6 separate regions of the Mus musculus genome follow, and regions 1, 2, 3, 5 and 6 are each linked to region 4. The links are chromatin loops, found by intact Hi-C in ENCODE. Cell type or tissue: left cerebral cortex. All regions are shown on one strand. Region 1 has its middle 24 kb from the start of Gm36631. Region 2 overlaps Gm14664 (predicted gene 14664). Region 3 overlaps F9 (coagulation factor IX). Region 4 holds the start of Gm36570 (a long non-coding RNA gene). Region 5 has its middle 160 kb from the start of Gm25851. Region 6 has its middle 21 kb from the start of Gm7073.

Region 1 (5,000 bases), 390 kb after region 4:
GCAAATGGTTGGCTTCATGGACTATGCATGGAATTGGCCTCCATCACTCAGTGGCCAGCATGAACTCAGCCCTGATGCAAGCACTCCCACCAGAGAACCCACAGCCCATGTAGCATCCAAACAGTTATATAACCCTGAGGCCGTAGGACTAAGCACTAAGAAGAAAGTTTGGTTATAGCAACACATTCAACTTCAAATATGAACCAAATGAGAGATTTGGAATAAAGAATCAGCTAGCACTTTTATTTGATCCTGAAAAGATTTGGTATCAACTGTCACCAGCTACAAGTTGTCGAGTGCCACAGGAACAGCTGCAGTAAATTGGACACAGGCTTAAGTGAGTCCTTTCCTAACTCAGGCAAACTAATAAATCTTACCGATATGACAGAGAGAGAAGGGTCAGTAAAATCTGTGCAAATATCTACTTGGACAAATACATGTTATGCAGTTTTCTTCCCTGAGATGGAAATAAATGTATCCTCTTGTTCAAGAACTATATGACCTAAACAATGCATATATATAACCATTTTAAATTGTGTGCAAAGCATAAATCAGTACAAAAAGGTGAATAGCTATACAAGAGACCCTTGTAATTAATTTTCAAACAGAATCAAGTATGCTACCCTGCATTCTCCCAAAGAGAAAAGTCTAGCCTACTTGGTTACAGTTTTGAAAGAATTATCAAAGTTTTTCAGCCCTGGAGTTAGGGATTTGCTTGTGGTGGTTGAGTTTTGTTTTTAATTTTAAAGAGAGTTGTTTGTTTTTAAGACAAACTTTCAGCTTGTGAGACAGACTAGCCTTAAACCTGACTCAGTTTCTGGAGTACTGAGATTACAATATCACTACACCCAGCCCAAACCACGTTTTATTCGGTAGTACAAAATAAGTTACTGATTACTTACTATGTGTGTTTTAGAAAGTGTAGAAATGTGGTACTCTATAATAATCTTCAATGTAGTGATGATAGGCTGTGGGCATGCGCCCCAAATGATAGGGTGGGAGGATGAATTTAAATGAGCAGTAGGCTGCAAAACAGATTATGAAGTTCATTCAAGCTGTTACTAAATTATTTGACTTGATTCAATCATTTGTCACAGCATCATTCAAAACTAAATGTATTTTGAAATGTCTATTAAATATTTGATCCCATAGTTTGCTATGTTACAAACACTATGCTAATGAACACCTGAGCTTTGAAAACAGCAAATGTGACCTATATATAGGACATTACAAATAACCAAACCTCCTAAGAATGTAAATATTTTTATTGGTTAAAATATTGAATAGGTCAGGTATTATTTGTTTCCAACATTATCTTAGTCATATATGATACTTGAAAGGAGAAAAAAAGCTACTGCATACTTGACAGTCACTACTTTGAGCAAGCTCTAAAGTCTAAGGCCAACAGCACAGCTGAAAGGGCAATCTTGCTTTTAACTAGGAGAAAATCCCCATTTCCTCATGTAAGTAAACTCCCTTCTTAAAAGTTGCCCTATTAAATTAACTTATTCTAATTCCAGCCATAATTCTAAGGCTAACTCTACAACTCTCTAACAGATGCATGTGGTTTCAAATGTGAAGAGTCAACATAAGAAAATGTCATGACTTATGCTAGTAAAAAAAAAAAAAATCATTATTGAGTTACAGAGACCTGTGCTCCTGTGTCCAGACTTGTTAATCTATTCTGAACAATTGCAAGTTAGAGACCTAAAACAGCAAGTCATTTTCTGTGAATTCATTTGGCTCAGGGTCCCTCCAAGGAAGACTGAAATGAACCCTGATTACCTCCTGATGGAAATCAGAAACCAAAGTTCTGGCCAAAAAGTTGACACTATTGGAGGTTCAAGTGGGAAGGAGTTATCTTGATCAATCAGATGCTAAAACCTTTAGTTGCCTTACTTCTCTGAGCTCTAGGTAGAAAATGACACACAGGGGCAGGTATTGGGGTGTAGCTCAGTGATAAGGTGCTAGTCTCACATGTAAACTCCTCACCTATGATCTTCACCGTGTCAAAAAACAAAACAAAACAAAACAAAACAAGGCGTCTTAAGCCAATTTTTCTTATCGTATGAGGGTATCTTTGAGACCTGCCATAGTTAAGGAAGCCGTGGAAACATGTAAGGGCAGTTCTACCTTCACAGTTTATTGGAACAGCTAATGTGTGCTTCCCAAATGGCCACCTTGTCTAAGTGGGTCCCCAAATCTTCAGTTAACACCTCTGGCTCTTAGGACAGTAGACCTAACCATCCACAAATTCCCAGAGCCTTTAGTCAACCACATTGCTTAGTGGGAAAAGAAACACTTCCACTTAGAAAACAGGATAAAGACCCTGCTCTGAAGACTTTGACAACTTTCTGTGGCAGGTGGCTGGGGCGGGGGAGGTTGGGCGGAGCTGGCTCTGCCCTACAATCCCCTAAGAAAGCAAGCTCTGAAAGAAGCGAGGAGAGAAGAAAGGGGACTAGGGGAAAGAGTTGGAGAGAAAGGAGCCCTTGGGTGCATGGAAGGGTTAATTCTCCCCACCCCAGCGCACAATCAAAAAGGGCTGGATTTCCTCCAACTCCCCACTGTTGCAAACCCACGTTACCTGGAGTGAATTTCTGCATGTCAAGATACCTGTGGTCCTTAGGACCTAGCCCAAACCAGAGTCTACTGTGGCTATTTCAGACACTCATGCACCTGAGCCTTTGCTCACCACTCTTCCAGATCTCTCCCCTGTGCCTGTCTCTGTGTCCTAATCCTCATGACTGCAGTCTCCAGTTTACACATCCCTTCTAAGCTGTGTCCTGAGCAAGGCAAGCACTAGTACAAGCTGGTGGTGGCAGAGAACACCCCTTCCTTTTCTTGAGTTCTTCCCAGCCTGAGACCTGCTCTGCTGCATGTCCCCATCCTGCCTGCGGGAGGCCCCAGGCCGAGAAGTACACTCTAGGGGACCTGGGACCAGGAGCCTTGGGCCAGGTGGCTATATCCCAGGGAGCTGAGGAAATGAATTATGCCCTCCTGCAGAGGCCCACTCCCACTAGGCACCAGTGGCAAGGGGACAACAGCCTTTGTTCTCCCGGGGCTTGGCAAGGCTGCGCTACTGAGGCGCAACACGGGCGGCGCCAGGGTATCCAGATTGCTCACTTTTGCACGCGGCATGTCAAAAGGTGCACGTTCCTGTCTTCTGCTTTAAGTGCAGTGGGTAGGAAGTTGGGGGGTAAGGGGCGTGAGGTGAGAAGTATGGGGGAAGGGTTCTGCATATGGGCCAGGCTCTTTGTTTGCATTTGAGGGCACGGCGAGGTGGGTTGAACGTGGGTCTGTGCCTGGGTCCTGAGAGTGGGACAAATTCCTGAGTATGTCACCATGTTGCACCGCGCAGCACACATATGCACACTCTCTGGAGCGTACACAAACACACATTATCACACACACACACAGAGACACACACACAGAGAGACACACACACAGCGTGAGAGAAAGATAGGGAGAGGGAGAGAGAGAGAGAGAGAGAGAGAGAGAGAGAGAGAGAGAGAGAGAGAGAGAGAGAGAGAGAGAGAGAGAGAGATATGTCCAGTCAATAGCAGGCAGCTCTGTTCCCTGCGCTCCAGGCTGCTGCAGCTTCGTCTGCCCGCAGCGCGTCCACCATGCGTTCAGAGGGGCAGTGGAAGAGACTGGAGGCTCTGGAGGAGCTACAGTTCCGCCAGGATGGAGGGAAAGTGGTGCAAACCCACACTCCCCCAGAAGCCTAGACCTCCGGGGTTTGCCCGGGGTCGCAGAGGTCATGGGCACCTTAGGGTCTAGCACAGAGACTAGGAGCCACTGGGCGGCGCGCACACAAGGGGGCGAGGGCAACCTAGCGAAGGGAAGGAGGCGGACTTCTCGGTGGGCTTACCCTTAGAAGCATCTTTCTCCTCTTTGGGCTTGGTCACCTTTCCACTCATAGATCCCAGCTTGCTTGACAAGATTCGTCCAGGAGAAGGAAGTCCTCGCCGAGCTGGCTGGACTTGCGAGAGCGCTTAGGGCGGCAAGTCGCGACCGCGAGCTCTCAGTGTGGCTCCGGGCGGAATCCGCTTTTTCCCCCGCTGCCGCTGCTGTCGCCGCCTGCGAAAGAGTGGGGAGGAAAAGAGAGGGGTGAAGGAGGAGCCGCCGCCCGAGCCTGAGCGGCCGGCCGCGGGAGGAGCCGCTCGCCGCGCTCCAGAAGTGCAGAGACAAAGCGGGGCGGCCGCTCCAGCGCCCCGCCGCTCCTACCCGCCCTCGGAGAGCCGCGCTCAGGAATCTCGGGGCACCCGGGAGGCGCAGCCGGGACTTCCCGGCTTCGCCGCCGGCCTGCCGGGGCTCTGTGCGGGTCGCTCGCTCCACGGGCGCCGACCACGCCGGGAGTTGCCTGGGTGTTCTGCCCAAGCTCTACTGGGTAGCTTTTCCCCGCCTCTCCCAATCTGCTGAGCCGCCAACTCAATCAAAATAAAACACCGAGGAAGGTTTTTAAAAAAATCAAAACAAAGACGAAAATATTCACTTAAAAATAACGAGCCTCCCCGAAAGGGAAATGTTTGAACATGTGATGAGCAACGTGTGAGCCTGTTACACCGCAGAGCCGCGCAGCTTCTCGCCCGCGGGGATTCGGAAAGGGAGGTTCGCTCCTTTCTATTTAGTCCGTTTTCAGATTCCTGTCTTTTGGCCAAAAGAGGGGCCCGGAGTTGCTGGCCCGCAGAGAAGCGGGAAGCGAAAACCCTTACCTGTTTTCTCTCCCTACACCCACACCCCCTCGGAGCTCGCCTGCTCCCTCGCTGCCACTCTCCGGGCAAAGAACTCTCTGATCCCAGAGAGGCAGGAATCGGCACTGGGGTGCGTTCTATATAAACGACAAGGTGTGGGCACGCGGGGGGCGGGGGGCGGGGGGCGGGGGGGGGCAGCCGGCGAGGGCGGGGCCCCACAAAGCCGCCTGCCGGCTGTAGTAAAAACAGAGCTCGGCAGGGGCGCGCAGACGTCAGCTGCCGCCTTGCAAAAGCCTGGCAGCCTAG
Region 2 (5,000 bases), 1.9 Mb after region 4:
GTATTTCAGGACATCCAGGACTACACAGAGAAAACCTGTCTCAGAAAATAACAAAGAAAGAAAAGAAATTTTGACCTTAGCTACTTGAACATAGTCCTATCACCCACTAAGGACTGGCGGAGCTCATTTTCCTGTGTGTGTGTGTGTGTGTGTTTTTTTTTTTTTTTGCTTAATCCAGCCTGGACCTTGCTCTTTGCATGTGTAAAGTGGAGACAACAGTTTTTCCGTTGTGTCATGGGTATGTTATAATGATCCCACCAAAGCCATTGGCTATACAACAGGGTCAATATATCCAGAACTGCAGATTAAAAGCTTCCAAGAAATCATTTAGCCTTTTAATGAGCCTAAAGTCAGAGGTCCCAAGGTGCCAAACACATGTACCAGCATCCTCAGCCTTTCCCTACCTGCCTTTCAACCTCTGCCTTACAAACCTCTAGCCAATGTCTTTTTTGTGTTTCTTTTTTTCCTTCTCCTGTGATCATGCATTTACCTCCCCTGAGACAGTGTAGACAGGGTCTCAGATGCCTCAGCCTCTAATGATGGCTCAGTTAATACCTGGGTCCTGTATATAATGCATGATTTGGAAAAAAGTGAATTGTTTTCAAGTTTTATGTTTTGAATTGTTTTCCAGTTTTATGTTTTCTTAGTCGAATAATTTTTTAAACAGTTACTGTGACTCTACTATACTATTCTTTCAACATAATATTTTTGTTGGTTACTTGGGAATTTCACATAATGCACCCTGATCACACTCACTTCCTAATACTCTCGGGTCCACTCTCCTCCAACCCTTATGACCTCCTCCGAAAAAAGGAGGAGATGGAGAAATCATACGAAGTCCAGTTTGTGTTGCCCATACACCACTGGAGCATGGTAAAACTTCAAGTGACCTGCTGCTCAAGGAAAACTTAGCTTTTCCCCACCCCCACCCACACATATTGGGAAAAGAGATACACTTCAGCATCCTTATCACAACTTTTAAGAGTTCTTTTCAGGGCCTTACTGCCAAGGCTATTTCATTTAGGGGGTGGGTTAGTGTAGTGGGGAGAGTTTGTCACAGAAGCCTTCTATGTCTCTCATTCTCCACTGTGAGTCTGTAATTGTTGATACCTCTGCGAAAGTCACTTCCTTGTCCTTTATGGTCAGTGGGAGCATGGACCATGGACATCCACAAGGCTTCTTGTTTCAGCACATACCATGGACTCTGGTGGCAGTACAGACTACGGACATCAGCACAGCCATCTGCTGTGCATGGGCGTCAGACACTATCAATAGCCTTCTGCGGCCAGCACAGGGCACACACATCAACCTGGTCTCTGGACAACATAGGCTATTTACACCATATGACACCATATGATCTTCTTTAGAAAACGGAAACTAAAGTATATAGAGGGCACATAGAAGAAAAGCATTTTTCATAATTATCATAGAATTTTTGCATTAAAAAATACCATTCAATGCCTAGGAATATGACTTAGCCATTAAAGTGCTTGCTGGACACGCATGTGCATCTTGAGTGTGGATCCCTGGGCCACATGGTAAAAGCCAGTCATAGTGGTTGCGCTGCTGCGGCTTCACTGTATCTTCCCTGTTCCAATGACTGCAATAAAAATGTTTTGATACTTTTATAGGGCATGCATGTTGCTATCTTAATATTAATATCTTAATATTTTTCTAAAGACTAATCTTACCCATCTACTTGCGCCAGTGAATGATTAGATTGATATTTTCCAGTGTTAGGAAGAAAATTAGATTAGATTAAGATAAAGCTCTAGAAAACGAACTCTTCCAAAGCATGGTCCAGCCTTACCATGGTTTGTATCCTTCAGTATATTAATACAGTTACATTCAAGTAAGTCCTTTTATGTTTCTTTCTAGAGATTATTATTCTGAAATCCTTATGTTTTATTAACATATGTTGATTTTGTATATTAATGTTTGGGTCTGGAGTAATCTCCAAAGGCCTGTGTGTTAAAAGCTTGGTGCACAGCTTCCAGCTATTGGGAGGGTATGGAATCTATAAAAGCTTGAGCCTGGTAGGAGGTCTTTTGGTTACTGGAGGAATGCCTTTGAAGGAGGGAGTGGGACCTGGCCCTTGAACTTTTTCTGCTTTCAGATCTTGGCCACAAAGTAAGTGCCTGCTCCACCACATGCTGCTCCATGATGTCCTGCTTCATCACAGTTGCAAAAGACATCAAGGCCAATTGGCCATCAACTGAAACCTTCAAACAGTACACATTCACTGTCTCTGGCATTTATATAGTAAGGGAAGGCTGATTAACACAATGGGGTACCATGTGATATTTCTGTCATTGTTATTGGTATTGTTAAAGAGTTTGACTAGTTCTTGAATGATAGGTCAACTTTGGATTTAAGGAACAAATATGACACAAGTGAAGACTTACTGAAGAAAATAAAAAATGTAGTGCTGAGAGGAAGTGTTAATTATGGGCAGAGAGGTTACATACATATCTCTGATAAATTTCTCTGATAACACAAGCCTTACTGTTTTGGTAGGGCTATTATGGTCGTTTTTGAAATGTGTGAAATGTGAAAATGAGTCTTTTAGTCTAAGGCAAAATACGTAGAATTTATTGAGAACCATGCGTTAGATGAACACATTCTGCCACCTTGTGGTCATTCTCGGGTATGTGCAATGTAATTCCATCACACTAGAAAGTATACAAATTGTGCACAGATTCAAATTGTTATGTTATGGGTACCACAATGCAGCCGCCTGGTTTTACATATGATGGAAGTGAGACCCAGATAGAGAATGAGCCCCGTTGAAGCTCACACAGATGCTTAGCAACTGAGCTGGGATCTCTTTATTTCTGATCAATTCTTTTTTTTTATGTTGTTAGGGCATTTTTATAATTTTGGAAATATGGGAAAAACAAAAAGACATTTGTAATAATTTTAAATTCTAGAGAATCATCTGCACATAATTTTAGGTAATTTCTAAGGCATTTAAATCATTGTGTTTGTGTGTGTGTGTGTGAGAGAGAGAGAGAGACAGACAGAGAGACAGAAACAGAGAGACATGGGGTTATATTTGGGGATTGGGAGGGAGGTGCTTGCTGGCTGCTATCTGGGTACTCCTAATGTTGGGCAACTTCTGAGACCTATTATATTTGTGCATTCTGCTTCAGTGAGTGAATCTCTGCCACTCGCTGAGTATCTAGGACTTTGGATATTGTTGAAGCCTTTTGCAGAGTTTTCTTAATAGTCTAAGAACATCTAAGTGTGAGTTAATGGATGTGCATATCACAGCCATTGGAAGTGTGCCTCTGCCTCAATGCAGTGATAGATTAAAAAAAAAAAGCTGAAGTCAGTGGTCAGTTTCATTCAGTGGATGAAAACTTGTCAGGTATAGTGTCTTACTCAGGTTTTCTATTCCTGCCCAAAATGTTATGACCAAGAAGCAAGTTGGGGAGGAAAGGATTTATTCAGCTTACACTTCCACATTGCTGTTCATCACCAAAGAAAGTCAGGACTGGAACTCAAGCAGGTCAAGAAGCAGGAGCTGATGCAGAGGCCATGGAGGGATGTTACTGGCTTGCTTCCCCTGGCTTGCTCAGCCTGCTCTCTTAGAGAACCAAGACTGCCAGCCCAGAGATGTTCCCACCCACAAGGGGCCTTTCCCCCTTGATCACTAATTGAGAAAGTGCCTCACAGCTGGATCTTATGGAGGCATTTCCTCAACTGAAGCCCCTTTCTCTGTGATAACTCCTGCTTGTTTCAAGTTGACACACAAAACCAGCCAGTACATATAGTCTTTTTATTTTATCTTTTTAAATTTGTGTGTATTTATTTGTGTATGTGGGTATGTGCACATTTGAGTGCAGCTGCCACTGGAGTTCAGAAGAGGGTGTCAGAGCCCCTGGACCTGAACTTGCAAGTGGTTGCTATTTATCTAGTGCAGCTGCCTGGAACTGATTTCTACTTCTCTACAAGAACACTAAGTTCTCAACTATGGACCTATTTCTTTTCAGCTCCTACTTTTTATTTCTTTAAAATGTGTGTGTGTGTGTGTGTGTGTGTGTGTGTGTGTGTGTGTGTGTGTGTGTTATGTCTCTGTCTATGGCTGTGTGGGTGTTGATTCTCATAATAGATTAAGGGAGACCAACCGAAATGTGGCCAACATCTCTGAAAGCAGCCCAAATAAAAGGACACTGAGGAAGGAAAGGTTTTTGGCATTGGTTGGTATGAATTCATGCTGCAGGGCCCACTGGCAGCTGCTGACTATGTTAATATGAGCATTCTAGTTATGAATCCATTCTGACTGTCCTGTTCTAGTCATTGACAATGGATGACTATTATCAACTGTTGTATTTCTACTTGCTAATGTGCCTCCACACTCCATTTTATATAAGCATGTTGTCGAATTTTGCTGTTCTTTTTTGAGATATTTTGTGTATCTGCTAAATTTTTACCTAAATTTTAGTATATGTGCTGCTGAAGAGAGCACTTACCTAAATTTTAGAGTCAGCTTATCAAATTCTGCCAGAAAAATATGTATGCTGAGAACTTAGGATTATATTAATCAGTCAGTTTGAGGATAATTTCTATTGAATACTAACTTCATGGACATCTATACTTTGTCTCAGTATTACTTTGTTGTTTTAAACTTTTGATTTTAGTTTTATTGCATTCTGATGAGAAAAGATACATAATTTCAATTTATCTGAATTTGTTAACATTTAAAAACATATTTTGAGTAAATAGACTTACATCACATTCTTCTTTCCCTTTTGTACCCCAACTCCTCCCGGAGAGCTTCCCCCTTCAAAACCTGCAATACCTTTTGTTTTTTATGATATTCTTTAAAAACTAAAAAAAAATTAATTAGATATTTTCTTTATTTACATTTCAAATGTTATCCCCCACCCCTAGTTTCCTCTCCAAAAATCCCCTAACCCTTCCCCCTCCCCCTGCTCACCAACCCACCCACTCCCACCTCCTGGACCTGGCATTCCCCTACACTGGGACATATAACC
Region 3 (5,000 bases), 850 kb after region 4:
AGCAGTAGCATCTCCAAGCAACAAACCTTTGGCAGAGTCACATAGAATACATTACCGTCTATGTGCCCAAGGGCTATGGATACCATTCAGGTTGACCTAACTAACACACTAAGCTGGGAGCTGTTCAGTATTGCCATAACAGTACCCAAAAAAGAAATGAATATTCTACTGCAACATGTTAATTTTACTTCCAGAGACAGGTGTGTTGGATTATAGGATTGTGAACCATGTAGTATTAGAATCATGTTACCCAAATTCACTTGATAAAAATTATTTGGCATCAGGATGAGGCACCTCATCTTTTGACCAGTACACTTGTACAGTGCTGTATATTGAGAAGGAGAAGGATACCACATCAAATATTAAGTATTTTGTACTTATATTCTGTAATGGAAGTCTAATGAGACAATAGAACATGTGCTGAAGACATGAAACCTTAGATTATTGTAGTCACATCTTTTGCCACTTTTGACTCCACTACCCATGATACTTTGTAACAACTACCTCTTCCCACACACTTGCCCAGTGACTACTGCCATCTCCCTATCCACGTTACTCCGGAAAATTCCCTCTCATCACTCCAACACAAATGCCATTGCTGCTCTCCCTTCCTCCAGGGTTGGCACAGGCAGAGGAAAGATTGAGGTCAAGTACCCACACTCGTATCATTTGGTGGAATGTGCATAATCACATAGCATCTCTGAACCAAGAGAATTGTTCCTTCTGAGCATGCAGAAAGTGAAGACTCCGGGTCCCATACATGCTTCCAAAGAAGTGCATTTGTTTTAGAAACACATTTCTGCCTTGGTGGCTGTGGTATTCCACCAAGGAAAGAGTGATGAACCCTCCCCTGTTAGGAATGGTGCAAGGTATATAGAGAGGTGTGTCTGAAGCTAGTAGTGTGGTATCAAGACTATGTGTGCTGAGCTGCAGACTACAGCCCCTGGGCACATGTGAATGAAGGCTTGCAGTCAGCCAACAAACATCCCCATGCAGGAAGGAGTATAGCATTTAAATTAGTTTAGAATGATGGGACTTGAAAGCTGCCCTAGAAAAAAGGGGAATATTTTCTCTTTCAGTATCGTCAATACCACTTATATCCTGGTTTTAGAACAACGGGCCTCATGTATTATTATTTCCCATTGAACCTATAAATTATGTTTTCATCCAGAGTGAACATTTTTAAAACATAAAGATTACCCAGCCATGAGAATTTGGATTCACTAGCCATGCAACACTTCTCAAACATAATTGTGAGAACTATAAAAATATTTAGGAGTTTCATTTTTTTTCTTCCCACAAAATATTCTCATCAAGTCTCTACGAACCTGCAAATCTGTTTTTATAAGAAACTCAGACCATTCTACCACAGTTGTTTCTCAGACAATCTCTAAGAAATTCTGAATGTTCAGGAGCATAAATACTGGAGCCAGGCAGACTGTCTGTGTGTGTGTGTGTGTGTGTGTGTATCCATATGCCACAACACACATGTGGAGGTTAGAGGCCAAATTGCAAGAATCAGTTCTCTCTTGCTTCTATATGAGTCCCAGGGATTAAACTAACGTCATCAGGCTTGGTAGTAAGTACTTTAACTCTCTCTGCCATCTCAGTAGCATGAGTGGGTATGTCTCTTTAAACCTTAATTTTCAAAAAAAACAAAAAACAAAAAACTTAATTTGCTCATCTGTGGAAGGATAAAGTAAGATTCTATGCATGTTTTGTGTTTTGAGTTCCAAATGTGTATAAGTAATACAATTATTAGCACCAAATCATCTAGGTTGTTCATTATATAATTAGGTTTTTCTGTATTTTTGCCACTTTTGAAATATAAACCAATCGCTATAAAGAGCGAGAGAGATTAAGTGTGGGAAAGAAGGCAAGAGACCTGTAACAATTTGGTGAGTCCCTTAGGATTCTATTTACAAAGCTAGTGTTTCAGTGTCCAGAACACAGTAGCTGATCAGTCAGTTGAATTCAGGCCCAGAGCAACCTTCAAAAGGACCATTTGTGCCCCACACTCAAAGGGACCAACAGCCCTCTTTGTCTTGCTTAGGAACAGGTTGTTTATAACTTAGGCAAAAGGGCATCGGCTCAGCGGCTGGCGGGCTACTGCTCAGTTTACTGAATGCTGAGTGTGCCCTCTAGTGTCCACAATTTTCAGCTTTTTTTTTCTGGTTTTTTTTTTTCTTACTTTTGTTTATTAGATAGTTCCTTCATTTCCATTTTAAATGCTATCCCAAAAGTCCCCTATACTCTCTCCCCTCTCTGCTACCCTACCCACCCATTCCCACTTCTTGGCCCTGGCATTCCCCTGTACTGGGGCATATAAAGTTTGCAATACCAAGGGGCCTCTCTTCCCAATGATGGCCGACTAGTCCATCTTCTGCTACATATGCAGCTAGACACATGAGCTCTGGGGGTACTGGTTAGTTCATATTGTTGTTCCACCTATAGGGTTGCAGACCCCTTCAGCTCTTGGATACTTTCTCTAGCTTCTCCATTGGGGACCCTGTATTCCATCCAATAGATGACTGTGAGCATCCACTTCTGTATTTGCCAGGCACTGGCAAAGCCTCACAGGAGACAGCTATATCAGGGTCCCTTCAGCAAAATCTTTGTGGCATATGCAATAGTGTCTGCGTTTGGTGGCTGATTATGGGATGGGTGGGGCAGTCTCTGGATGGTCCATCCTTTCATCTTAGCTCCAATCAAGAAGGAAAACCAATGTGTGGATACTTCATTTCTCCTTAGAATATGGAATAAAATATCTATGGAAGGAGTTGCAGACACAATTTTCAGCTTTATCTCTGAAAATCTATTCACAAGATCTTCATTTATATCAAATCTGGAATTCTCTTAGGTTGATTTAGTAAAAATGTTGATGATCCTCTTTGATTATGATGTAAATATAGACAAGAAAGAATAAATTATCCTCTTAACTATACCGTCCATGTTTAATGTCACACTTTAAACACTCCTGTCCACACTGTGTAAAAATCAAGTGCAGCAAAGCAGCCTTTTTAGAGCAAGAATAGCTTACACTTCCAGCCAGAGGTTAGGGGAGATGGAAGGAATGTGTGGATCCTACTGATGATCAGCTCATAGGTGACTAATAAACACAGGTCCTGTGGAGTCCTTAGGTCTTAGAATATATTTCATAATATTCTAATTTTGATAGTGCTTGAAACAGCTCCTGAAAAACAAACTGGTCATTTCTCTCTTTCAAGTGACAAGTAGCAAAGAGATGTCGTCATACAGGGCCAGAGACTTCATAGTAATTATTCATCCTTGGTAGTTAGTCAGTATTTCCTCTCATATACACTGTAGCTCCCTCAATAACTTGTGTCAGCAGACTCTGTAGATAGCATGGGAAAGGAACTCAAGGGCCCCACATCACACACCAGAAAACAGCACTCCTCAGATTCACCTCACCTGGAGAACCATCCCCACCATACCACCTCTCATTCTGCATTCACTTCAAGATCATTACAGAAACAACAGTCCAGTTTGTGCTCTAGGAATACTGATTCATCTGCAGATCTGACACTGTCCAGAGATACTTTATTTCTGCCCAGCACCTAGAAGTCAACTTTTCCACACCCCTGCAAGTGTAATATAGATCCATTTTTCTCTGGATCAAATATCATATGCCGTGATCTTCTTAACTTTATTTCCACAGGTCATTTTAAATGGTGAAATTGAGGCATTCTGTGGAGGTGCCATCATTAATGAAAAATGGATTGTAACTGCTGCCCACTGTCTTAAACCTGGTGATAAAATTGAGGTTGTTGCTGGTAAGTAAACAAAATAGATAATCCTTAGCAACATTAGTGCATGATGGACATATCACATGTACAAATGTCCAACGGTGTTGTTACTGAGTAAACTGGGCAAATGGGAGAGGGGCCATAATTCCAAACCATAACTTATTTCACCTTCCAAGCCCCATAATTCTTTTTTGTGAACCCATAAAGCACTCTCAGCATAGTAAAATGATTTATTGATTACCAAATTCCCCACCCACTATATTAGATCATTGAGATTTAGTTGCTAATGATCAGTGAAGCCAACCAGACTGGGGACCATGGGAAATGCATTTATGTGAAGGACTATAAACTATGAGATTTGTTTTCAACAGGTGAATATAACATTGATAAGAAGGAAGACACAGAACAAAGGAGAAATGTGATTCGAACTATCCCTCATCACCAGTACAATGCAACTATTAATAAGTATAGTCATGACATTGCCTTGCTGGAACTGGATAAACCTTTAATACTAAACAGCTATGTAACACCTATCTGTGTTGCCAATAGGGAATATACAAATATCTTCCTCAAGTTTGGTTCTGGCTATGTCAGTGGCTGGGGAAAAGTCTTCAACAAAGGGAGACAGGCTTCCATTCTTCAGTACCTTAGAGTTCCACTGGTGGATAGAGCCACATGCCTTAGGTCCACAACATTCACTATCTATAACAACATGTTCTGTGCAGGCTACCGTGAAGGAGGCAAAGATTCGTGTGAAGGAGATAGTGGGGGACCCCATGTTACTGAAGTAGAAGGGACAAGTTTCTTAACTGGCATTATTAGCTGGGGTGAAGAATGTGCAATGAAAGGCAAATATGGAATATATACTAAGGTTTCCCGGTACGTCAACTGGATTAAGGAAAAAACAAAGCTAACTTAATGAAAAACCTATTTCCAAAGACAATTCAGTGGAATTGAAAATGGGTGATGCCCTTTACAGACTAGTCTTTCTACCTTTTGTTAAATTTAAATATATAAGTTCTACAAACACTGATTTTTCTCTGTGCATAAGACAAGCCCATCTAGGATCTATATTGTTCTAGAGTAAGTAGGTTAGCAAATATAATCACTAGAGAAATAGTTTAGTAAGAGATTCACCATTTCTGTAAGTCCAGCCCTTGTTAAAATTAGAAAGTAAAGCTTTCCGTGTTGCCCATAAGGCGTGATGGTTCTTGATACAGAGATGTACCCAAT
Region 4 (5,000 bases):
ATTTTTGTGTCAGCATGTCTTGAATTTTTGTCATTTTCAAAAGCTAAATGCTGGACGGACGGATATCTTTTCTTTTTCCCCTTACTGTGACATAGCCCCTATGATAGCTTATCTCAATTGGTAACTTGATCTGATTGATGCCCAGGAGATGAGGAAAAGCAAACGTGTGCATGGATACCTGAGGGCACTTCTAGATGTGACTGGATATAAAGGGGCCTCTGAACTGATGCTTGACTTAGTCTACTAATGAATCAATAATATGATGACGCTATTGGGAAATGAAAGGTAACAGCTGAGGGCTACTTAGAGGAAGTAGGTAACAGGAGAGATACCCTGGGGAAATTTGTTTTTTGTCCCCTCCCTGCTTCTCTCCTTCTGCCTACTGATTAGCATGTGATAAACAGAGCTGTTCCACCATGTCCCCTCTGCCTTGAGGTTCTTCTGCCTCACTTCTGGCTGAGAGTGTTGAAACCAGTCAGCCATGGACTGAACTCAGGAGTCCATATTCTACCTCCTTTAAGTTATTTCTTTCCTGTATTTGTAACAACAGTGAGAGCTGGAGCAGCCAGCTGCTTATTGGAGAAGGGAGGCACCGTCAGTGACTTAGTTTCAATTATCAGATAAGAATATAGCTATAGCGAATGTGTGAGGATTTCTTATGTTGTGGAAATGGTGGCACAGTTCTGGAAGTGCTTTTCTATTTTGATACTTAGGATTTGTAGAGTGCAGCCATCAGGGCATATCTGCTTATCACGCCAGTGCCTATTTGTATGCATGAGTTTCAAGAGCTGACTTCAGTCAAAAATAGACAATGCCAAACTAAAGCTCCTGGAACGTTTGAGTTGCATATACGAATTCTATAATCCTACCAAGCTTTCTATTTCTGTAGCCAAATATGGGCACCGTTGGAATTCAAGACTAACGTCTGTGAATATAAATTTTTCTTTCATGAAATGCTCAGGTTAAGGTGAGAGCCAATGTCAGTGATGTATATGGAAACAGGTTTGGGTATAACCTGGCTGACAGCACTATCCAGTTAACAAGAATAGTTTAGTCCATTAAATAACAGCAAGCAGGGCTGCAGCGGTGACTCCGTGGATAAGAGCATTCAGTGCTCTTTGTAGAAGAGTTTAGTTCCTAGTTCCCACACCAGGTGGCTCACAACTACCAGGAATACAGCTCTAGGAGCATTTGGCAACTCTGGCCTCCATAGGTACATATGCACAAACACATAATTAAAAAACATAAAATACACCCAAAATTATAGTAGCAGTCTTACAGACTAAGACTATCAGATCCTCCTAGCCTTCAAATCGTACACTTGTGTCATACTGTAAGGTATAAGGAAAGGAGAAAAATACTATATATATGGGGATGAGGAAGGACAAAATGCAGGTAATGGCAGGAGTTATGAAAGAGGATATAAAGCTCCTTTTCTTTCTAGGTTTAATCTGTCATGGATTTTTTGGGTGGTTAATAAGTGCATAAAATTAACTCAATATAAAAAATGTGTAAAATTCCACATGAAGCTACACAGCCTTGTTCCTAATGCCTGTTCCAACTGTAGAGAAGTTCACTGAGTTCTATAGCCTTTGGGTCTGGTTTACTTTGGTTTGTGATGTTTTTATTTATTTGGAAGTTTTTAAAAATAATAAGTTTTATAAAATTAAAAGAATAAATGCACTAGCTACATGCTAGTGCATGCTCACCTTATTTTAACTTTTGTACAATTTCTTTATGCTAAATACCTATTTTTTTTTCTTGGCAGTTACAAGTTTGGGTACATACCAGGCACAGCATATCTACCTACATATGGTACTAATGTGGAAACAAATGGAAATGTAATTGAGGAAAATACGTAATAAAAAAAAAAGATGAAAACTAAAAAAAAAAAAAAAAAAAAGAAGAAGCATTCAGTTAACACTATGGTACTTTGTATTTAATTGCCCTGTGCCTATTCATACTTTGACATCCTAAGTTCCAATATCTTAGAATGCCATTGTGTTTGAAGATAGGCCTTTTTCAGATGACTGGGTTAAAATGGGGTTATTAGGTTGGGCCTTAAGCCAATTTGATTGGAGTTCTAAGAAGAGATCAGCATGTGCAAAGATTGGGAATGTGTCAAAGCCATACAATGAACCGGCCTCTGTCCACCCTGGAAATCTCAGAGGCATCCACGCCTATTGGCACTCTGATCTTCTACTTTTAGCCTCTAGAACTGTTAAAGACATTATGGTTGCACCAGCAAACAAACACTTCTCCTCCTTTATAGAACTTGTGCTACACATTCCTGGCAGACCAGAGAAAAGAGAAGGCAGCTGAAAGTCACAGATTCTTGAAGCCCTGGGCAGCTTCTCCTTTCCTCCAGCTGTGCAGTCAAATTTCAAGCTGGATAAGCCAATTCAGCCAGTGCAGCAGCTGTGTAGGGGGCAGGGAGAGCATTACTGTTTGAAGCTGGCCTGCTATAGTATGCTGGTTATTAGCAGGCAGGTTCCTGGAGATGGCAGCATCGGCTAATGATTATTCTTTCAGGCAGCCTGACTGCCGTTTTTTGTTTCTTCCTGAACAATTTGCAGCAAAGAAGGGACACAGGATGCTCCAGGAAAGAAGAAAAAAAAAAAAGCAGGGACTCTTGCCAGGGCCATATGCTTCTAGCTAGAATGGGGAAAGCTTTAAAAGAGAACCACTTTCTCTTAGTTAATTGCAATCCCCTTGTTTCAACCTTTTGGCAAGAGAAGCCTTCCTGCAAGCCAGGCTGCCTGGGGTAGTTACATCATTGCATTGCTCAGTCTGGCTTGCAAATTCCTCCTTCTTGCTGCACTGTTGAAGTCAGTCTTGCCCCACCCCCATTCGTCTTCTTCCCTCTGTGACTCCACCTCAAATGACCAAGCATGACTATTTCTAGCTCTGGGTTAGTGCTCCCTTTGTCTACTCCACAGTCCATTTGGAACGGCCTCCTGCTCTTTGTCTCATCCATGTCTTTTACCTTCTTCCAGGATGAATTTTGTCCCCTGAAGGCTTTTTTTCATGGACTCTAAAATGCAGTAAGTTTGTTCCCTGCGTGATGCAGTATACCCTAGAGACACAGCAGAGCTCTACGCAAATTGCTGCTACAGAAGCACAGAAGAGAAGGGGCAGAAAGAAGTGAGTTCAGTGCAATCTGCATGCCTGTTGTGACACTGACTGCATGGCATCTAATCACATGCTGTTGGAGGAACATGTATGGAACCACTGACTCTTGGGCCATACTGCATGATAGTTACTGCTTTTCTAACTCTGCCCACTTTATCCCGTTCACTGCCCTCCCTCATCACTTGAACTTTATGTACAGTGTTGGCCTCTAAGTATTTTTGCAAGATGCTTGTGATGCTCCGAATTTCATAGACATTGAGCATACATTCATGGTGGGTGAATTTATATACAGTATAACACCTCAGCAAATTTATTCTCTCTTGCTCTCTCTCACTTTCTTGTTTTTGCTCTCTTCCCTTCTCCAATTTTTTTAAAAAGACAAATTCTTACTCCACAGTCAAATCTGATCTAGAACTCACTGTATAGTCTAGGCTGGCTTCAAACTCACAACAGTCCTACTGCCTACTGAGTGCTGGCAGTATGGTATGAACTACAATACCTGGCTTACCTCAATACACTTCTGAGAAAACCTACAAATCAGTATTTTCTCTTTTTCTACTATTAACACCATGTCATTTGGAGACTTATTTTCTGTAAATTGGACCTACTGTGCCTAGAAATGTGTCTGAGGTAAGAGACTTGGCAATGACTCTACTAGCCATGACAAAAAAGAGCACAGGAAAAAATGGTCTAACATAGGACTGCAGACATGAAAGCATTTAGACTAATGAGGACACAGTGTACTGAGGACTACAGTGAGAAATGAGCAAGGAAATGGGGGCGGGGTAGACTGAGAACCAAAAGGGAGTAAGGAGCAAGGACCATTTACTGAGTGGCTACCATATACCAGCCATATATCATGGTTGTCTAATTCAGTTCTTTTAGCATCCCTATGACACAAGGTTTCTTATCACACTCCTCTCTGAAATGATTGAAGCAAAGTTAATTGACTTGTCCAAAACTGGACAAAGAAACAAAGAAAATGAGAGTCAAGAGCTCAGGTCAGTTGTACTCCAGAGATTATTAGCAACTGTGTTGAACTGGCAGGTCTCACATTCTGTATATGCCTGCATTGTGTGCTCACATTCGTTCTCAGTACGAACGAAGAGTTATTCCAAGTCCTTTCGGAAGTGAAGGAACAAGCATAAGCAAGAACAATCCATAAACACCACAAATATCACCGAATTTCCTTCCAGCACAGTTCCAGGGCTTAGTATCCCTTGCTGCATGTACAAGGAGGAACATGCCCCACAGGAGAGAAAGATGCCTGGCTTGCTTTGCCATATCACATATCATGGCTCCTGGCTCAAGACACATAGCTCTAGTCCAGCTCTGGGGATGTTATATTCTCTCCTAGTGAACACTAACTTTTCTGTACACAGTCTATTCCAGGCACAGCCTAAACAGGGGAGGATGGAAATAATCTTACCACTTTGGCCTGACTTGACCAATGATACATAAACTTGGTCCCCAGGATCCACTCACTCACATCCTTTCCTCCCATCTCCTCCTCTCCTTTCCTTCCCTCTCCTATCACCCCTTCTACCCTCTTCTTTCTTCTCCTCCCCACCCCTCTCCTAGATTCCCTTCCCCTCCCCTTCTCCCTTCCCTTTCTCCCCTCCCTTCCCCTCCTCCCCTCTATTATCTTTTCTCTTGCCTGCTCTCCCTCAGTATTTCTAGTCCATGAGAACAAGAAGTGACAAAGGTACCTCATGTTTCTCTTCCCATTCAGGTAATCCCAGGCAGTTTGTTGGTTCTCTCTTCTTGATATTCTGTTCCTGTGACTCCTCTGAAACATCTGGCCCCATAGCCTGCTTTTCTCTTCTTTTCCCTTTTATTTTGTTTTCTTATTTGTATTTATTTTCTTT
Region 5 (5,000 bases), 660 kb before region 4:
GAATCTTGGAGGAGTTGTGGGAAGGAAACATTTGTTTAAAAAGATATTGCATGAAAATTTAAGTAAACAGAACAAAAATAGATGAGGTTAACCTGTAAAACATATGTAAAACCCCAAAGAAGTTGTTATGATTGATAGGCATTATGAAGCAGAGAACAGCTAGATAAAAATTATATCAAAATGCCATCATCAGTGGTCTGTGGGACCCAAGTTGAAAACACTGTTTTAAACTTATTCTTTTCCAGCAGCATTTTCCAATAGGAAATTTTTTGCCATGCATGCATCCAAGACCAAAGAATCTTTTGCTGTGACCCAGATATTCCTCTCCTAGTCTTATATCCAAAATAAGTATGTGAAGGGGAGATCTGTACAGCATATTTGCAACATTATTCACAATGCCCAAGACCTGAATCAATCCAAGTGCTTATCAATTAATAAGTGGATAAAGAAGTGCATATATGTGTTTGTGTGTTTAAGTGTTTGTATGTATATGCTCACACATGCTATTGAATACTATACAACACATACATAACATAGCTGACGACTATTCAAGCTTCAAAATGGAAGTTTTGTCATTTGGAACAACATGGATTAACCTAAGGGATTTTGTGCTCATTGAAATAAGCCAGAAAAGAAAGGTAGATAGTGATCTCCCACAGATGAGTCTAAAAAGGCAGAACTCACACAAAGATGGAGCAGAATAGTTAGCAGTTATAGGCTCTGCAGTTTGGAGAAATGGTGCAGTGTTGGTGAAAGGATACCAAGTTTCAGTTCCATAAAAGGAATAAACTGAGATCTACTGTACATCATGGTAGCAATAGGTAATAGTAATGTATCTATACTTAGATATTTCTTTCTTAACTTTAAAGATCTTTTTTATTAGTTTTAATTGTGTGTGTTTGTGTGTGTGGGGGTTGGTGTGCATGTAAATACAGTGTTCACAGAGGCCCGAAGTGGTGGATCTTTCTGTAGTTGAAGGTATAGACAATTATGAGGCCCTTAGTATGAGTGTTGGGAACCCATCCCAGGTCCCCGAAAGCTCAGCAATCTTATCCACAGAGCCATCTCTCCAGTGCCTACTTCAACATTTCTTTTTTCTTCTTTTTTTAATTAGATATTTTCTTCATTTACATTTCAAATGCTATTCCCAAAGTCCCCCATTCCCTCCCCGCTCCCTGCTCCCCAACCCACCCACTCCTGCTTCCTGGCCCTGGCATTCCCCTATACTGGGGCATTGAATCTTCACAAGACCAGGGGCCTCTCTTCCCAATGATGGCCAACTAGGCCATCTTATGCTACATATATAACTAGAGACACGAGCTCTGGGGGTACTGATTGATTCATATTGTTGTTCCTCCTATAGGGTTGGAGACCCCTTCAGCTCCTTGTGTACTTTCTCTAGCTCCTTAATTAGGGGTCCTGTGTTCCATCCAGTAGATGACTGTGAGCATTCAATTCTGTATTTGCCAGGCACTGGCATAGCTTCACAAGAGAGAGAGAGAGAGAGAGAGAGAGAGAGAGAGAGAGAGAGAGAGAGCTATGTCAGGATACTTCAATATTTCTAAAGGTGTAGACTGTAAATTCTCGTGAAAACATCAAGTATTGTCTGGGAGTTGCTAATTATGATAGTTTGATGTAATAATTTTACTAAGTACACATGTATCATCATCACACCATATTAAAAAAATGTATACATGTTTAATCTGTCATTTAAAAGTTCCAGAGTAAAAAAAAAAAAAAAACTAAAGCAAAAGGTCTACAGTCAAATAAGCATGAAAACTCTGTATGTTCTTGCCTTTCATGGAGAGCCACAGACAACATTTGTCTGGGAAAAGGCTCTGAGAGCTTGTCCAGGAGAGATACTAGTTCAGCCCCTGTTACTTGATCATGTCTCAAATGGTTAAACTCTCGAATTGTTTACCAAATGTGGAGTAACGGAGGTAGAAGGCAGGTTTTGGGAGATTCTGACCAGTGTTATCCTTACAGCTTGTCATGCAATCCCTCTGGTGGACTCTAGAGAGCACCACTTTCTTGCAAATGCAGTAAAGACAAAACTAGACTCCTTAAGGTTTGGTGGCTCACTGCCAGATAATATGCTGCTGCAGTAAATATTCAGACTGATGGAAACAGCTGGCATCAAGTACAGTTTGGGAGGAAAGCGAGGATGATGGGAAATACACCAAAGGTAACCGGAGGCTGCCAGCCTGGGAGCCCGGCTCCAGATGTTGTCATTCCTTTCTTCTTAAAGTTTGTCTTATCAGATGTTTATTCATCTGAACAAACTCTCATGGCTTTCTGTTTGTTCTCTTGACCCCAGGGGCTTTACTGATGACAGCAAAGTTATGCCTCAGGGATTTTGAAGTGTCCTTAGTAATGAAACTCCCCAGGTCTAGTTAAGTTCATCATCATCTTCCTCTAGCCCCCTCCCCACAGCCCCTGATTCCCATCGCCTCAGAGGCAAAGAGTCAAACTCTGTGCATGGCTCCCGTGATGCTCCACGGCATGATCTCTATTTACTATTTACTAGCGAAGAGGCGTGCTCTTTATTGTCTCTGTGACTTAAATGCCCTTTTCCATCCTTGTCAAAACGTAAATCAGCCCGAGGTACATATGAAGCAAAAAGATACTTCTAATCAGAGTTATTCCTAGCTGCATTTTTTTTTATTTTTTAAATTAGACTGTCATAAAATTGTATACATAAATAAGCTGGGCGTGGTGGCACACGCCTTTAATCCCAGCACTTGGGAGGCAGAGGCAGGTGGATTTCTGAGTTCGAGGCCAGCCTGGTCTACAAAGTGAGTTCCAGGACAGCCAGGGCTATACAGAAAAACCCTGTCTCGAAAAACCAAAAAAAAAAAAAGTATACATATATGTTTATCATTTGATAGTTCAACATATGTATGTATTGCATGCTATTTAGCTCAAATACTTAACGTTTTTATGGCAAAAACATTCTAAGTTTTTTGGGCTTTTTAAAGCTCACAGGGAATTTTTCTTAGCTATAGAGGCTCTCCTGGGTCGCAGAACATTAGCTAAAACTGCTTACTTATAATTATAACCCGTGGCAGTGGATCAACCCGTCCCCACAGCTGTTTTCTTCCTATTCTCCTCAGCCTCTGATCATCACTACTCTATTTTCATATTCTCTAAGAGCATCTACTTTCGATGTCGATGTCAAGCAGGGAATTCTTTTTGCTTTTTACATAGTCTGTATTGCGGTTCACTCTGGGGGTCAACTAGCATTGTAGGAATCCATGTTCTCCTTGGATGTCAATACCTTGAAGGGAGAATGTTTTGCTAACTCTTTCACCCCTCTAATCAATCAATCCATCAGCAAATATTTGTGTGCCTACTCTGAGTCAGGCAGCAAAGCTTACACACAGTAGGGGCTCTAGTGGTGTTTATAGGCTCAGCATAGCGCCTAGAAGTGGAAGTTGATTCTCTGATGTAAATCTTCAGGAGACGATTCATGTCAACATTAGCGTGACTGATGAGACCATAGGCTAAGCATTGTTGTGACCACCATTCCTGTGACTTTCTGTGAGAAGTCCTGGATTGCCAAGCAGATATTCAAGACAAATCAACAAACCTAGAAAATGCTGGTCATCTCTGAGTGAAGCAGAGTCATGCAGAGTGTAATGATTCTTTCAAGTCTCTGGCTTAGGACAACTAAGATTAGGCTCCAAGAGAAAGGTTCTGGTCTTAGTTCTATAGTTGCATTGGTATCATCTACAAAGTGACAACATATCAGTAAAGGAACAAGGGAGATCACACTTGGAATTTGGTCCTCTTTTTTTTTTTCTCTTCATCTATGCAGTTGTTAACCCCCATATGATATTAAGCACCATGATAAATTGAATATTTAATATCTGCATTTCTTGATCAGCATCCCACTATTTTTCTATTGACGGTATTATTTATTTTGTAGTTTAGGAGATTGCAGTTCATGGAGTGAAAGTGTTCTGCTAAGTACCTTCATGAAAACGGGACATATCTGTAAACCTGTCACTTGTGTCCAAATGCTATGAATCCTTTTACTCTTATCTAGCCATCAAACTTCTATTAAAAACAGTGAGTATGTGTGACTAAAGACTACATTTTAGGTCTCCTTGCAATTGTTCTTCTATTAAACCTTGTTTATATTCCTTTGATGTCCTTTGCATATTAAAGACGGGAATAATTAGGTCAGGATGTTAACAACTATCCAAGATCACACACTAGGTAAAGATGGCTAAGATATGCATCCAAGTGTCTCTGAATCTTCATTTGCTACTCTTCCACTATATCCCATCAACTTCTCTGCTAATATGGTGGAGAGCCCAGGATCTGCTGTGTGGATGGTTTAACAAGTAGAAATTCACAGACCACTCAAAATGAGAACTTACCTGGAAATCCCAGGATGTGTGGTCTCCCCTCTCTAAATGGCAGAACTTCAAAGTTCCAATACTAGCGTGTAATACTAGCTGTAATACTAGCGTGTAAAAGCTGGATCGCAGGGCTCGTGACTTGGAAGTAGCTTCATTATGTAAATGCTGCTGCAGCTGCTTTGCTGTCTTCTGGCAACTCCAGGAAGTAAGTAAGGAGATTTAGGTTGGCCTGGTTGAGGAACAGAGAGTAATAATAGTCTTTTTCTTTCTGTCTATATTCAGTATACTCACCAGAGAGCAAGTTAGCAACTTCAAAGAATACCTTGGCAATGACAAACAGTGAATCTAATGCAAACTCTAGCATCTCTCAAGCACATTCTAACTAAAACAAAAGGTTCGGACCCAGAAGGGGGTCCTTCAAACCCTAATGGATGAATGCTCCCCTAACAGATAGCAAAATCCAGAGGGGGTGGTGAAGAGATGGGGATGAAACAATATATTTGGAATTTGATTGTTCACACTAAGCCAGGTAACCCCTATGGTCTTGAGCTTGCTTTGAAAACACAAATGGGCTAAAAAGGTCAGGATTCGATGGGAACTTTCACACTTGGACATTTGCTCAGCTCTTCAGAG
Region 6 (5,000 bases), 1.3 Mb after region 4:
CAAAGTTAAATAATTCATGTATGGAACTTAGTATGGTACCCATCACACAAGAAACAACAAAGAAATGTTAGCTTTGGGGCTGGGGATGTGGGTTAGAGATAGAGCATTTATTTAGTATACACAAGACCAGGTACATCACAAAAATAGCTATTGTTGTTGGGTGTCGTGGCCATCTTAGAGAATCAGTGACATATTCCAGACATTTTAGAGTCATCACTTTTAAAAGGACAATTGAATGGTGGGGTGATTAAGTAGGCCTTCAGATATCTTTTTTTCTGATTCTTTATAATAAAATACAGCTACCAGACATCACCTATGATAATAAAAGCAGAAATATTTTTGATTTCTGAAAGGAACCTAACTGTGGGGGTCAGAAAAGATGACAAAAGAGCCCAAGACATAAATGGTGGCTAACAAATTCTAGTATTAACCTTTAAGAAACAAAAAATAGATATTTAGGAACTTATAGATGCATAGCTGTAGGGAGCAAGTGAAGTCCTGGGTACATGTACATTGTTGACATGGCATGAACATGTCAAGGACCAGTGTTTTAACCCCATGGGAGTGGCAAAATCTTATCTGGGTGAGGCTCAGAGGGGTGGCAAAGCCTTCTTTGGGTCTTACTGTGAATTATGACAGTGTATGCAAAAAATTAGTTGCTGTAGCTTTCTACCATTAGATGTTTATGACCTGGGGACTGCTCCCTTATAGAGGCTGCTCCTGCTATGAATAGCTAAACCTGCCTCCCTGTTCAGCTGTATATAATAATTCTGCCTTCTTGTGGTAAGTATGTAAAAACCCTGCCTCCTTGTTTAGTTTAGTATAATAACCCCACCTCCCTTTACAACTCTCATAATAAACACTCTGAGTGTCCAAGAACTTGCAGCATCTCCATCAGAGAGCCTAGTCCACCTGCTCCCAGCTTTCCGATATCCATGTATCTTTCATTTCCTCATCCTCATACCACCCCAGTAAAGATGGGGTGCAGAGCATGGCACATAGTTTCATATACATTTCAGTGAAGTACAAATATAATAAACACAAAATTACTAAGATTTCAAAGACTAAAACAACACAGTAATGTGATCATAAACATATAGGTATTTATATGTGGAACCTTATGCCATTCCCTTTCATGGACATGATGAGTTATTTTATCTGCTTAAAGCAGGAACTCTATCTATCTATTTACCTATCTATCATCTATTCTCTCATATACTGCATCCTGACCACAGTTTCCTCTCCCTCCTCTTCTCTCAGTTTTCTCTCACACCTCTGTTATCCCCCAGAACCTCTCTTACTACATTCCCCTTTAGAAAAGGGTAGGCTCCCCAGAGATATCAACCAAACATTACATAACAAGTTACAATAAGACTAGCTACATACCCTCATATCAAGGCTGGGCAAGGCAACCCAGTGGGAGGCAAAGGGTCCCAAAAGCAGGCAAAGAGGACAAATTACTTCTTTTTATCCCAATCAAGCAGTGCTGAAAAGAACTAACAATCACAGTGTATTCCCTTTTTGACCACAAGAGTAGGCAAGTGGCTCAAACTAGGTCAGTAATAATTGTTTCCTGTCTCTGAACATAATGGTTGGTCCATAGTTCAGTATGTGACTCAGAAGAGAACAATCAGAGGTTTTCTCCCAAAAACTTCAAATCACTTAAGCTAAAAGGTTTCTCTAATTTTGGTGGCAATAAGTCTAAGAAGACTGTGAAACCAAAGCTGCCTGTGGGATAGTCCTCGTTCTTAGGAATAAGCTAAGTTGGAAGAAAACTGGCATAAAGAAAAACAGAAAGGTAAAAGTCCGAGAAGTTCTCGAGGAGAGTTGTAATCAGTCCCTTTGGTTTACATGGCCATTTGCATTGCTGCCTTTGTTTGTGATTTAAATATATGTACCAATATAGTCCTGATTTGTTGCAGTCATTGGAATTATGTTTCTGTACTTTGTGATTCTGCCTAGTGCAAATTGTTGTGGTATATATGAAAAAAAAAAAAACAAAACAAACAAAAAAAACTGGAACCCCAAGCCATAAATTCATGTCATTGGATGAAAAAACTGGTCACTAAAATTAATCTAAAGACTATAATCCCTAGGCCCATGTCTTTAGGAAATAGCATTCTGCTGAAGAAGGCTGAGATCAACTTTGCATATTCATGTGTATCCTCTCAAGAGTCTCTGTCTGTCTCTGTCTCTCTGTCTCTCTCTTTCTGTCTCCCTGTTTCTGTCTGTCTCTGTCTCTGTCTCTCTCTATCTCTCTCCCAGAGACACACAAACACTTTATTTCAGGAGTGAAAAACTATAGGACATATCTGTAATGGTAGACATTATGTTTTATTATGTACCTGTTAATATGTTCTAGTTGCTATTACGGAAATGCTGAGAAGTAAGAATCTGCAGTTCAATCTCAATTTCTCCAGTGGCTGCAGTAACGAAAGCGGGATGGGTTGATTTCTCTAAGGTTTTGACCACCCACTGAAAGGAGCTCTTGACAGGCCAGGGTCCATTTCACAACTCTTTGCCTAGTCTGCCATCATGTGGACAAGGAGCATAAACACCAAGGAATAATGGTGGAAGCTTTCATGTAAAGGGGGCTTGGAGACTTGAGTAGTGGCGCACGCCTTTAATCTCAGCAGAGGAAGGTGAATCTCAGTGAGTTCGAGGTCAACCTCCTTTAGTGAATTTCAGGACAGCCAGGGTCACATAGCGAGATCCTGTAGGGAAAGTTTTAAAAATAAGAGAGGTTCCCCCCCCACCAACTTTCAGGAGTAGGGGAGAAGTGAAAAGGACACAGAAAACATGAGTCTGAAATAAAAAATGACAGACTAGGGGCTGGGGATGTAACTCAGTTGGTACAATGTCAGCCTAGTATGGGTAAAACCCTGAATTTAGTGATCCCAGCACCCAGTAAAGTAGGCTTGCTGGTACACACCCATAATCCATTCCTACTATTCGTGCACAGAAAGGATAGAAAGCTTCAAAGTTAAGGATAGCCTGAACTATAAGAGACCTAGCCTCAAAACAAACAAACCAACAACAACAACAACAACAACAAATCAGTAAAGAATGACAGCCCTCTCTATTTTCCCAAACCAATTTATTTTGTAGGATTTCCTAATCCAATGCAATGCACACCAGAGAGGCTAGCATTTGTTTAGCACCAGTACATGCCAGGCTGGATATTCTCCCAGTTTTTGCCCAAGTTCGGAGTGCTTGTCAGTGGAAGAGATAGAAGGTTGTAAAAATAAACTAGGGCTATAAAAGAGAAATATAAAATAAAAATTTCAATAGTAAAGTATATATGAAAGAATATAAATGATGTGCACACACATATATAACTTATATATGTGAGTAATAAAATGAGTATTTGTGAACCCTTCAGCTAACTCAATACCACCAATGCCGTGGACTTTCCTTATATGCTCCTGACCTACACTCCCCTTCCCTTGACTTAACTCTTCTGTTGACTTGCTTTCTTTTGCTTTCTGTTTTAATTTTTTATTAATCATTTTATTCATTTACATTTCAAGTGGTATCCCCCTTCCTGGTTACCCCTCTACGATCCCCCTATCTCTTTCCCCCTCTCCCTCCTCCTTTTTGCTTCTAATAGGGTACTCCTCCACCCACTCACCCACTACTGCCTCACCTTTCTAGCATTCCCCTACACTGAGGCATAAAACCTTCACAGGTTCAGGGGCCTCCCCTCCCATTGATGTCCTACAAGGCCATCCCCTGCTACATGTGCAGTTGGAGCCATGACTCTCAACATGTGTACTCTTTGGTCGGTGGTTTAGTCCCTGGGAGCTCTTCATGGTCTGATTAGTTGATATTGTTCTTCCTATAGGGTTGAAACCCCTTCAGCTCTGTCAGCCCTTCCCCTAGCTCTTCCATTGGGCTCAGTCTGATGGTTGGCTGTGAGTATCTGCATGTGTATTGGTCAGGTGCTGGCAGAGCCTCTCAGGGAACGGCCATACCAGGCTCCTGTTAGCAAGTGCTTCTTGGCATCAGCAGTAGTGACAGGGTTTGGTGTCTGCAGATGGGATGGATCCCTAGGTGGGGCAGTCTCTGAATGCCCTTTCCTTCAGTCTCTGCTCTATTTTTTTTTTTTTTTTTTGGTCCATGTCTTTCCTTGACTTGCTTTCTTATTCACTTGACTCTGTTCCCTCCTCTCCCTTACTCTCCCTCCTCTCCCTTTTCCTCCCCCACTCTTCCCATCTCCTTTTCTTCCTCTTCCTCCTCTTCCTCCTTGAGCTGCCCCCTGTCCCATTTCTAGCTCCTTTCGTTCTTCCAACATTTTCTCATGTAGCTCAGGCTGGCCTTGAACTCATCTTTCCTATTCCACCCCCTGTGGGCAGGGATTATATGGGTGTGTGCCACACTATACCTGACTCATTCCCTTGATTTCATTACGATTTTGTCTCTGAAGCAGGTGTCTCTAGTTTTCCTTGATAGATGCAAGAACGAAGGGCTGCAAGTACAGCAGGTGGCAGATTTCCCAGTTTCCCATGTGTGAGGTTCTGGGTCCCAGGGTCCCATCTGTAGCACAAAATGGAAAAAGGGAACAATAATATACCTTTTTGTTTCTCTTACAGCTTGCTTTATTAATCCTTGTTGTTCATGCTATAATTCTTCTCACTGACATGTAGGACCCTACTACTTGAATGCATTCACCCTTTCTTCTGTTGTTGGACACCCAATCTAGGTTTTCATTGTCACATACTATTAATGCTACTGCTATTAATGTCCATGGACACAACTTGTGGCAGGTCATAGGTGGCTTTTCATGAGTTTCCATCTAGTTTCTTGACCTCTGCACACATTCGCCCCCCCCATAAATATACATTTATAAAAATTAGGAAATGAAGAAGACCGTGTGGTATCTGTCTTTTTGAGTCTATGTTTTAATATTCATGAGGCAAGTAAAGTTTGCTTTTAGATATCTATGGTAGTTAGATTCTGAGGACAGCTCCCAATAAACCATGCTGTTACCTGTTCTTTGT

Evidence for each region. Peaks named below come from ENCODE experiments on the same cell type or tissue, not always from the same donor. Only the 100,000 strongest peaks of a DNase experiment are listed, where the experiment ranks them.
Region 1: it touches region 4 in a loop (5-fold over the local background); 4 of 42 quality-filtered maps call a loop at or near these places.
Region 2: it touches region 4 in a loop (5-fold over the local background); 4 of 42 quality-filtered maps call a loop at or near these places.
Region 3: a loop joins it to region 4, with 5 times the contacts of the local background. A loop is called at or near these places in 22 of 42 quality-filtered maps.
Region 5: it touches region 4 in a loop (6-fold over the local background); 3 of 42 quality-filtered maps call a loop at or near these places.
Region 6: it touches region 4 in a loop (6-fold over the local background); 6 of 42 quality-filtered maps call a loop at or near these places.

The regions. Positions count from the first base shown.
Region 1 is chrX:59,563,269-59,568,268 of GRCm38, forward strand. It overlaps a transcript of Fgf13 not described here. Among named protein-coding and RNA genes, the nearest start is that of Gm36631, 24 kb to the right of the region's middle. In left cerebral cortex, CTCF peaks have their summits at 2,921, 3,795 (motif pointing right) and 4,967; DNase peaks (open chromatin) are centred at 2,930, 3,077, 3,656, 3,922 and 4 more places; H3K4me3 peaks cover 1,977 bases; H3K27ac peaks cover 1,076 bases.
Region 2 is chrX:61,044,269-61,049,268 of GRCm38, forward strand. The region is part of intron 2 of Gm14664 (predicted gene 14664); the gene reads left to right. Among named protein-coding and RNA genes, the nearest start is that of Gm14664, 35 kb to the left of the region's middle. In left cerebral cortex, a CTCF peak has its summit at 2,638 (motif pointing left); a DNase peak (open chromatin) is centred at 2,636.
Region 3 is chrX:60,024,756-60,029,755 of GRCm38, forward strand. F9 (coagulation factor IX) reads left to right here. Exons shown (of 8, transcript NM_007979.2): 7 at 3,680-3,794; 8 at 4,139-5,000. The coding sequence ends at 4,686. Among named protein-coding and RNA genes, the nearest start is that of F9, 28 kb to the left of the region's middle. In left cerebral cortex, a CTCF peak has its summit at 2,134 (motif pointing left); a DNase peak (open chromatin) is centred at 2,110.
Region 4 is chrX:59,176,706-59,181,705 of GRCm38, forward strand. Gm36570 (a long non-coding RNA gene) reads left to right here and starts at 2,587. Exons shown (of 2, transcript XR_386938.3): 1 at 2,587-3,144. It also overlaps a transcript of Fgf13 not described here. In left cerebral cortex, CTCF peaks have their summits at 1,165 and 2,506 (motif pointing right); DNase peaks (open chromatin) are centred at 784, 1,124 and 2,604.
Region 5 is chrX:58,513,075-58,518,074 of GRCm38, forward strand. No RefSeq gene overlaps it. Among named protein-coding and RNA genes, the nearest start is that of Gm25851, 160 kb to the left of the region's middle. In left cerebral cortex, a CTCF peak has its summit at 2,014; DNase peaks (open chromatin) are centred at 2,003 and 4,516.
Region 6 is chrX:60,465,419-60,470,418 of GRCm38, forward strand. No RefSeq gene overlaps it. Among named protein-coding and RNA genes, the nearest start is that of Gm7073, 21 kb to the left of the region's middle. In left cerebral cortex, a CTCF peak has its summit at 2,530 (motif pointing left); a DNase peak (open chromatin) is centred at 2,520.